Linked DNA regions of Mus musculus: regions 1 and 2 are each linked to region 3. Evidence: chromatin loops called from intact Hi-C (ENCODE). Cell type or tissue: gastrocnemius. All regions are shown on one strand. Region 1 holds the start of Hlx (H2.0-like homeobox). Region 2 has its middle 9.3 kb from the start of Gm51725. Region 3 has its middle 16 kb from the start of Gm34229.

Region 1 (2,500 bases), 280 kb before region 3:
GGAAATAAGCCTGCCTTGGAATATCATTCCGGAGACACTTACTTGGACAATCGAAAACAAAAGATTTGGTGGTTTCGTTATTGTCATTATTTTATTTTCTTCCTGAAATGTGCAACAACCGTTCATCTAGGTGGCCTGTGGTCTGTTTGGGAGAGGGGCGGGGAAATCCACTCTGACTATAATTTAAAAGAGAACGAATTCTTAAAATAGAGATGTTGATGCGACAGAAAATTCCCAGTGCACCTAGGCTGAGTTCTAAAGACCCTAGCAAGAATGGAAGGCGCTGGCTGTGGAGGCTCGGACAGTGCCTCCCTCCAACAGGCCAAAGCGGATCCTGGAAAAACTGCAGCCGAATTAAAAGTAGGTATTTAATCTCAAAGGCAACCGCTCCCTGGCACTTGCAAAACATAGGACCTCACGTGACCAGGGGATGTGGTGGCCGCGGAGGGTAGCACTTCCTACAAGGTGCAGAGAGGGGACACGCGTGCCGCTCTTCTGGGGCTGCACTCCTTGTTGGTTCCGAGGCTCAGGGTAAAAGTTTGGCTGTTTCTAAGGGAGACGTTTGGAGCCATCTATCTTATTTTTGTTTGAAAAGTCACTCTTTCAAGTTGTCACTGGAATGACAGCTCCGAATAAAACTAATTTGTGGTCTGCCCTCCTCCTGGCTTCTTGGAGCAGCTCTGGTGAGCTGAGAAACCAGCGGATTACAGTAGACTTGGGTCGGGATTCTGGGCTGTAGGGGCGCTGAGAGGATGGGGCCTTTACCTAGGACTTGTGATAAAAGCACCTGGGTAAAAGCAGAGAGAAGGAAAGTCGCATGAGAGCGGAATACGGAAGGGACAGCCTGCGGACCGCCAGCGTGGTCTGCTGGGGTGGAGGTTGGGGGTGTACTACAGCAGAGTACGGGAGCCTCAGTGATCCCCCTCCTCCGCAGCTCCAGGAAAATTCCGGAGACCGGCTCCGAGGCTCTGCCGCTGGCGGGTCCCCGAGCTGCAGGGGACAGAGGAGAGCCAGAGGCCCGAGGAGTCTCGACCCCCAAGCGGCTCCCAGAGACGCTCAGTACTCAGCTTAGCCCACGCTGCCGCAGAAAACACTTTGGCGTGGCCAGGGCGTGGCCGAGCTCGGCCACGCCCCCCTCTTTCCCAATTCCCCTCCACTCCGGAGTCCCATTGGTCACGAAGACGTCCAATGAGCGCACGGATCAAGGTCCTACCCGGGGTCTGACTCGAAAGCTCCTGCCAAAACTTTGGGAGTTTTTAGAGAGGAGTTTTTTTTTTTTTTTTAATTTTTTTCCTTTTTTTTTTTTTTTTTTTTTTTTAAACTAACGGATCATTATTGTTGTTTTAAATTTAGCTCTTAGGGCTTAGCTGTTTGGGTTTTTCTTTCGGTGTCGGGTCCCTGTCTCCCCGGCTTCTGCGGAGTAGCAGAGCGAGGCCGCGCTCGCCTTGTCGCCCCAGCGCCTGGCGATCGCCTCCATCCACCCGGCGGGGAGCGCGCCCGCCGCGCCGCCTTTCAAGCCAAGCCAGGGGCCCAGGCCGTGGCGGGCGGCGATCGGGCCCTCGCCTCGTCCCTCGGTGGCGCTAGGGCTCCCCGGTTGGCCCTCCGCTTCAGGGCGGGCGAAGAACCGAAAGCAGCTCGGGCTCGGCTGGGACACCGCCTCTGCCCGAGCGCCCACCCACTTCCCCACTCACCCAGGACCCCGCCGGGATCCTGCCAGGATGTTCGCAGCCGGCCTGGCTCCCTTCTATGCTTCCAACTTTAGTCTCTGGTCAGCCGCCTACTGCTCCTCGGCGGGCCCGGGCGGCTGCTCCTTCGCCCTGGACCCAGCCGCTGTCAAGAAACCCTCTTTCTGCATCGCGGACATCCTGCACGCCGGCGTCGGGGAGCCGGGGCCCGCTGCAGAGGGACTGGTGGGGGCCTCGGCAGCCCTCACCGCACACTTGGGCTCCGTGCACCCGCACGCCTCCTTCCAAGCTGCCGCCAGATCCCCGCTCCGTCCCACCCCGGTGGTGGCGCCCTCAGAAGTCCCGGCTGGCTTCCCTCAGCGGCTGTCTCCGCTCTCTGCCGCCTTCCACCAGCATCTCCCGCAGCAATCACCAACGCAGCAACAGCAACCGCAGCAGCAGCCCCCGCCTCCACCCCGGGCGGTCTCCCTGCAGCCACCGACTTCGGGGACGCGGGTGGTCCCCCACCATAGCGGCTCCGCCCCTGCCCCCTCCAGCAAAGACCTCAAATTTGGTATCGATCGAATTTTGTCTGCGGAATTTGACCCAAAAGTTAAGGAAGGCAACACTCTGAGAGGTACGTATCGCTGGAAGGCCTCAGGCCTCACCACCACCCATGAGGGGCCTGATGTCAGGAGGATTTGGGGTGCGTTTATTTTTAAGGACAGAACGGTAGAATGAGGGCGAAGAAAACGAAATGAAGGAAAACTTAGTGACATGTAAAAGTCAGCTATCCCATGTTTAAAAACATATCTTCGTGTTGCTTAAACAGCATA
Region 2 (2,500 bases), 320 kb before region 3:
CTATAGTGGGTGCTGGTTGTTGAATACATGCAGTTAGGCTTACATGGCAAGCAATTTTACTGGCTGAGCTACCTCACCACTCCTAATGATCTCTTCCTAGGATGATGATGACATTCCACATGTTGTCCAGAGCCACAATGTCCAGCTCCAAGTCACTGGCCACTAGAAATGTGCCTTGTTCAAGTTGAGGTGTGCTGCAGTTATAGTCACACAGCAGATGTCAAAGGCTTCATATCTGCAAGGCATAAAGCATTGCCGTAATTATTTTTATTGTGACTGCGTATGAGATTCCATAACTTGAATGTGTGGAGTTAGACTCAGTTATTGGAATTAACTCAATCTAATCATTAAGGGTTAGTTTTTATCTTCTCATGTGGTGATTTCTATTCCAGCTGCATTTGTGGGTGCTATAAAGGAGGGTTAGCAGTGCCCCCACCCCCACCCCAAGACCAACACTCGTCTTGGTAAGACCTGGCCCCCTCACCTAACCTTGACTTTGAAGATGGAATTATCCATGCTGTGAGCACAGGGTTTCTTTGGGGTGGTGAGATCTTCTGAGACTCAACCATGTTATTGTTTTGTATGGTGTTATGACTGTATTAAGTGTCCCCAATAGAACTTCTTAAAAACTTTAAAAATTTTTATTTGTTTATTGTGTGTGTAGCATGTATTTATTGGTGAGCCTGTGGAGGTTTTCAGGCTCATCAACAAACACCCTTACCTGCTGAGCCCTCTCGTTGGGTCCTTGAGAATTTTTAAAATCCATATCTTTTGTCTTAAAAGATTGCAAAAATTGACAGGTGCCGCATTGTACTTCTTTGTTTAGGGGTAGAGGAGGGGGTGGTTTTGTGTAAAGACAGTGTCTCTAGAATGGGGGTGGGGGATGGGGATCAGAAAGATATGCAGGCTGGCAATGAAGGACAGGGCGAACTCTTTCTCCTCCCTTGTGAGAAATGCTAACTGCGGTTCGGTTAGCTTGGCATTCTGTCTATAGCTGTGGTTCTCGCTCAGACGATCCTTTCCCTAAAACGCATTGCCTGGTGTTTCTACGGTGTTCAGCATTCAGTGATCTCGGCCGTCAAGATGGAGTAAAACACGGAGTCAGGCTCTAGGCGCTTGGCCTTCCAGTACAGTAAGAAGACGAGTTGGGCTTTTATCCCCCACATCTCTGGAGTTCTGCTTCTTAAGGTAACTTCAGAAGGCAAAACTGATCTGCAGTTAGGGCAGTTACCCTGAGTAGCAGCAGAGGTGAGGGGGAGTTACCCTAGGTGGCCGCAGGGGTTGGGGGTGGGAGGAAAGGGGAGGGGTGGTTGTGCAAGATAGGGGAAGGGCTCAAGCCAGGGACCTATTCCTATGTTACAGGCGTTGGCTTACCCGAGTGTGTCCAATTCGGGGGGTGTTTTCATCGTGTGAATCTGTACGCTTTTTTGAATGCATGTTACGCATCAACAAGAAGTTACACACCTTGTCTGTGAGGGTGACTGCTTTTTTTTTTTTTAAGTGAAAAGCCCTGTGTCGATGAGATGAGGGAAATGACCACCAGGGGGCGCTGTATCCCTAACCTCTGTGCGCAGAGGCCCTCCCTAGGGCTCTAGGGCTATTGGAGATGCAGACCCGCAGTCCTCGAGCAGAGATTTGTGGGTGAGTGACCCACCTTAGACAAGCCTCCTGAGTAACTTATGTCTCCACTTGAGGCATCCGCACACAGAGAGACCCAGACAGAGCCGACCTTTTCTTTTAACTTTTGATTCAGAGCGCTGGGCAGGGATGGGAGCCTGCGCTGCTTACTTGAGAAGCTTACTTGGTGGTCCGGTATAGGTTAGACACCTAAGGAATGTCACATTCTTGGGAGAAATTAAGATGCCTGCCTCGCCGAAAATAGACACTCACGAGGAGATGGGGCAGTTCTGGAATGACCAGGCCCTGCTGTTATCACCGACGGAAATCCTGTGTGGTGGTAAATGTGACCCTCAGCAGAGCCTGGAGAAAAGATTATGGGAGCAGAGACGGGCCGAGAATGCAAATGTGGGAGGTTATTGGCTAGATAGTGGCCAGGAAACCAGAAACTGGGGTTTGGCGGGGGCAGAGGGGGTTGGGGAGGGGGCTGAAAGAGCATAAGAGGAAATGAGGGAGGAAGAATAAACAAATGAGATAAGCAACTTCCTCCACTTCCTCCTCTGCTGCCCTTTTGTTTGCTTCCAGGACTCTGGTGTTTCTGAGTCCTCTTCTGGGGATAATAGCCTGGACTCTGAGTCTGAGAAGCAGGCCTCGCTCCTACCTCCCTGATGTTTCCCCATCCTACCTGGTTTACTGTGAGAGACTTTCATATATGTAGACAGCCACTGGACATGCTCCCCTAAGCAGCCAGTGGGCAGGCTCTCTCCAAGCCCAGGCTAGTGCTCCAGTTCTTCAGGAGGAAGAGCACTGGTTTAGACACCTGACTGTCCCTTCCAAATGCACTTATGTGGCTGCCACCAAATGTTGGTTCACTGGCATTGGG
Region 3 (2,500 bases):
GAGAACTGGGCCCTATTTAGATCTCTCATGATATCTTTTAAAGATGAAAAAAACAGCCTAGGAGATAAAAAAGAAAAAAACAAAAACAAAAACAATTACTTATTTTAGATTTAAGATGTTTAAGAGCCTGTGGAAAACCCAGTTGCCTTTTGCCTCTCAGTAATGTTTTCGGCAGGCACGGAAGTCTGTATCCCTTTGCAGCTTTCCTTAATGACAAAGGAGCCCTGTGCAGGACCGGGAAGGACATTAACCTCCGCTCACCCTCAGCCATAGCCTGTGATCATGATGTACCAAGTCTGCCTGCGAGCACCGACAAACGCAATTAACTCTCGGAGAGTTTGTCAGACATCTGGACCTTTGGCACCCACAACCAAAACATCTGGACATTTGTTTGAGTTCTCTCCTTGTTTTCCAAGTTTTGATACAGTGTCCCAGTCATCACTGGGACCCAGCACTTCCTATGGCGCTAAGCCAGGCTAATGGCTTCCCCTGCATCTGCCTGCTTCACCATCACCAGATCCAATTAATCCTTGGCCAACGATGAATCCTTTCACACAGAACAGTGCTTAGGATTGGCATCGAACCCAGATGCCCGAGAGCAAGCCTTGGGCTCCTCACAGAGTCTCATGTTGCTCAAACAGCCACAGAGAGTCAGGGTGATACGGAGTGTCTAGTTGGTATGATGTTACACCATTGAAAGAAAGAGTGTCCAACATCAAAGTTCACAAAACCATTCAATGATGTCACCATTGTTAGCCAGGCTGGTGGAATACCATTCTGTCCATTACTGGTTGTTGATGTAGAAGTGTTCAACTTCAGCTGATGGTTGTTTACCTCAAGTTTTCCATGTCAGAAATTAACAAAAAAGAAAAGCTAAAAAAAAAAATACTTGTATCTGCTTTGTCAGGTAAAATAATTTTAACGATGAACTGCCTGTGGTGGCGTACACATGCAATCCCGCCTCTCAGGGACTGAAGGAGGAGGATCACAGGTTCAAGGCCAGCCTGAACTACATGCTATTAAAAATTAAGTAACGAAATCAAAGAAACCAAAATTTCAAATAAAGCTTGGTACCTGGGTCAACGATGAGAAACTTTGAACTCTTTCCTTAGTCTGGGTTTCAGTTTTAGCTCTGTAACCTTGAGCAATCTGCACACGGCTTTAAGCCTCAGTGTCTTCACCTTCAGGACATCAGAAATACTCATCAGCTTCGTTTCTCTTTGTCAAAAGGCTGCATCAAATGATGGTGGGATTCAGCTTGGCAGAGCGTGGGCTCGAGACTACCACTTAACGGCTGCCGTCCAAATATTTGCCACAACCTAAGTTAGCAGGCGAAGGACCTGGAAGTTAATCCGCCAGAGGCTTACTCCTGCCAGGGAGGACCAGAGGAGGTCAGAGAAACCCCTTTGGCTTTCATCATTTCTCCTTGTTTAAGTCTCTTCATAGTTCAAGAAGGAAGCAGCTTCCAGGCCTCTATTACTACTGCCCCCTGCTGGCTGGGGAGGGAAAGACTGGAGGCCCGAGATGAAGCACAAGTTGCCTCCTCTGGGCCTCTCTTCTCATGCTTCTCTTTGCCAGGTCCTCGGGTTTCTTTAAATATTAAAGCCAAATAGGCTCCTATAAAAAGACGTGAGGGCATGAATACCATCATTGCCTCTTCAGTACTGTAAAATTTTATGGTTATGTAGGAACTCAATATTAAAATAAAAAGCCACAAGGAAATTCCTCTGGATAAATAATTAGTTGTACTCGGAGACAGATAGAAGGGGCAATGAATTTCTCTCTTCTCTCTTCTCTCTTCTCTCTCTCTCTCTCTCTCTCTCTCTCTCTCTCTCCCTCCCTCCCTCCCTCCCTCCCTCCCTCCCTCCCTCCCTCTCTTTCTCTGACTTTTCAGCATAGACAGATGGTTTACGCATCTTCAGCATCCAGGGCTTTTGGGGAAGCGTTATATAACCTCAGAGCAGTCACCAAATGAAATAAGAAATTCCTCGTTTGGCAGACAGAGCTCGAGTATAGAGTTCATAAACTTTAAGAAGGCTCCCAAGTCCAAAATCAGAGACAACCTGCTCCAAGTCAGCTCCCATTTGCACTTAATTAGGGAGTGTGTTTTGGAGGTCAGTGAAAACCAGTGGAGTATGTTTTCATAATAACTTTCCTCACAATAAAATTATTTAGGAGGCAGCTGTCCAACTTTTTCTGGAATGAGGGCAAGAAAAATGAGGACACAGAGTGAAGTTATTGGATACCTTATCTGGAACTGCCCAAAGCGTTGTCTGGGATCCAAAGAACACACAGTACCTTCTGGATTAGGGGAGAGGAGCCAAGTGCTTTTATAGTCTCAACAATTTTCTTAACTGTGCAATTTTGCTTTATTGCTAACAAGTAAGTGAAGCAGTTTTGAGGATTTCAGATACTGGAGAACAAAAGCCGGCCTGGAGCTGTAACCGTGTCATTCTTCCTGAAGGAAAGCAGGAAGGGCTTGGATTGAGGACAACCCAAG

The links. Peaks named below come from ENCODE experiments on the same cell type or tissue, not always from the same donor. Only the 100,000 strongest peaks of a DNase experiment are listed, where the experiment ranks them.
Region 1: it touches region 3 in a loop (6-fold over the local background); 28 of 42 quality-filtered maps call a loop at or near these places.
Region 2: a loop joins it to region 3, with 10 times the contacts of the local background. A loop is called at or near these places in 4 of 42 quality-filtered maps.

What each region holds. Positions count from the first base shown.
Region 1 is chr1:184,731,360-184,733,859 of GRCm38, reverse strand. Hlx (H2.0-like homeobox) reads left to right here and starts at 1,367. Exons shown (of 4, transcript NM_008250.2): 1 at 1,367-2,301. The coding sequence starts at 1,719. In gastrocnemius, a CTCF peak has its summit at 1,554; DNase peaks (open chromatin) are centred at 1,110, 1,634 and 2,036; H3K4me3 peaks cover 2,500 bases; H3K27ac peaks cover 2,500 bases.
Region 2 is chr1:184,770,862-184,773,361 of GRCm38, reverse strand. No RefSeq gene overlaps it. Among named protein-coding and RNA genes, the nearest start is that of Gm51725, 9.3 kb to the left of the region's middle. In gastrocnemius, a CTCF peak has its summit at 1,540 (motif pointing right); a DNase peak (open chromatin) is centred at 1,554; H3K4me3 peaks cover 481 bases; H3K27ac peaks cover 481 bases.
Region 3 is chr1:184,447,091-184,449,590 of GRCm38, reverse strand. No RefSeq gene overlaps it. Among named protein-coding and RNA genes, the nearest start is that of Gm34229, 16 kb to the right of the region's middle. In gastrocnemius, no CTCF peak of the experiment used is centred here; DNase peaks (open chromatin) are centred at 504 and 1,485; H3K27ac peaks cover 2,500 bases.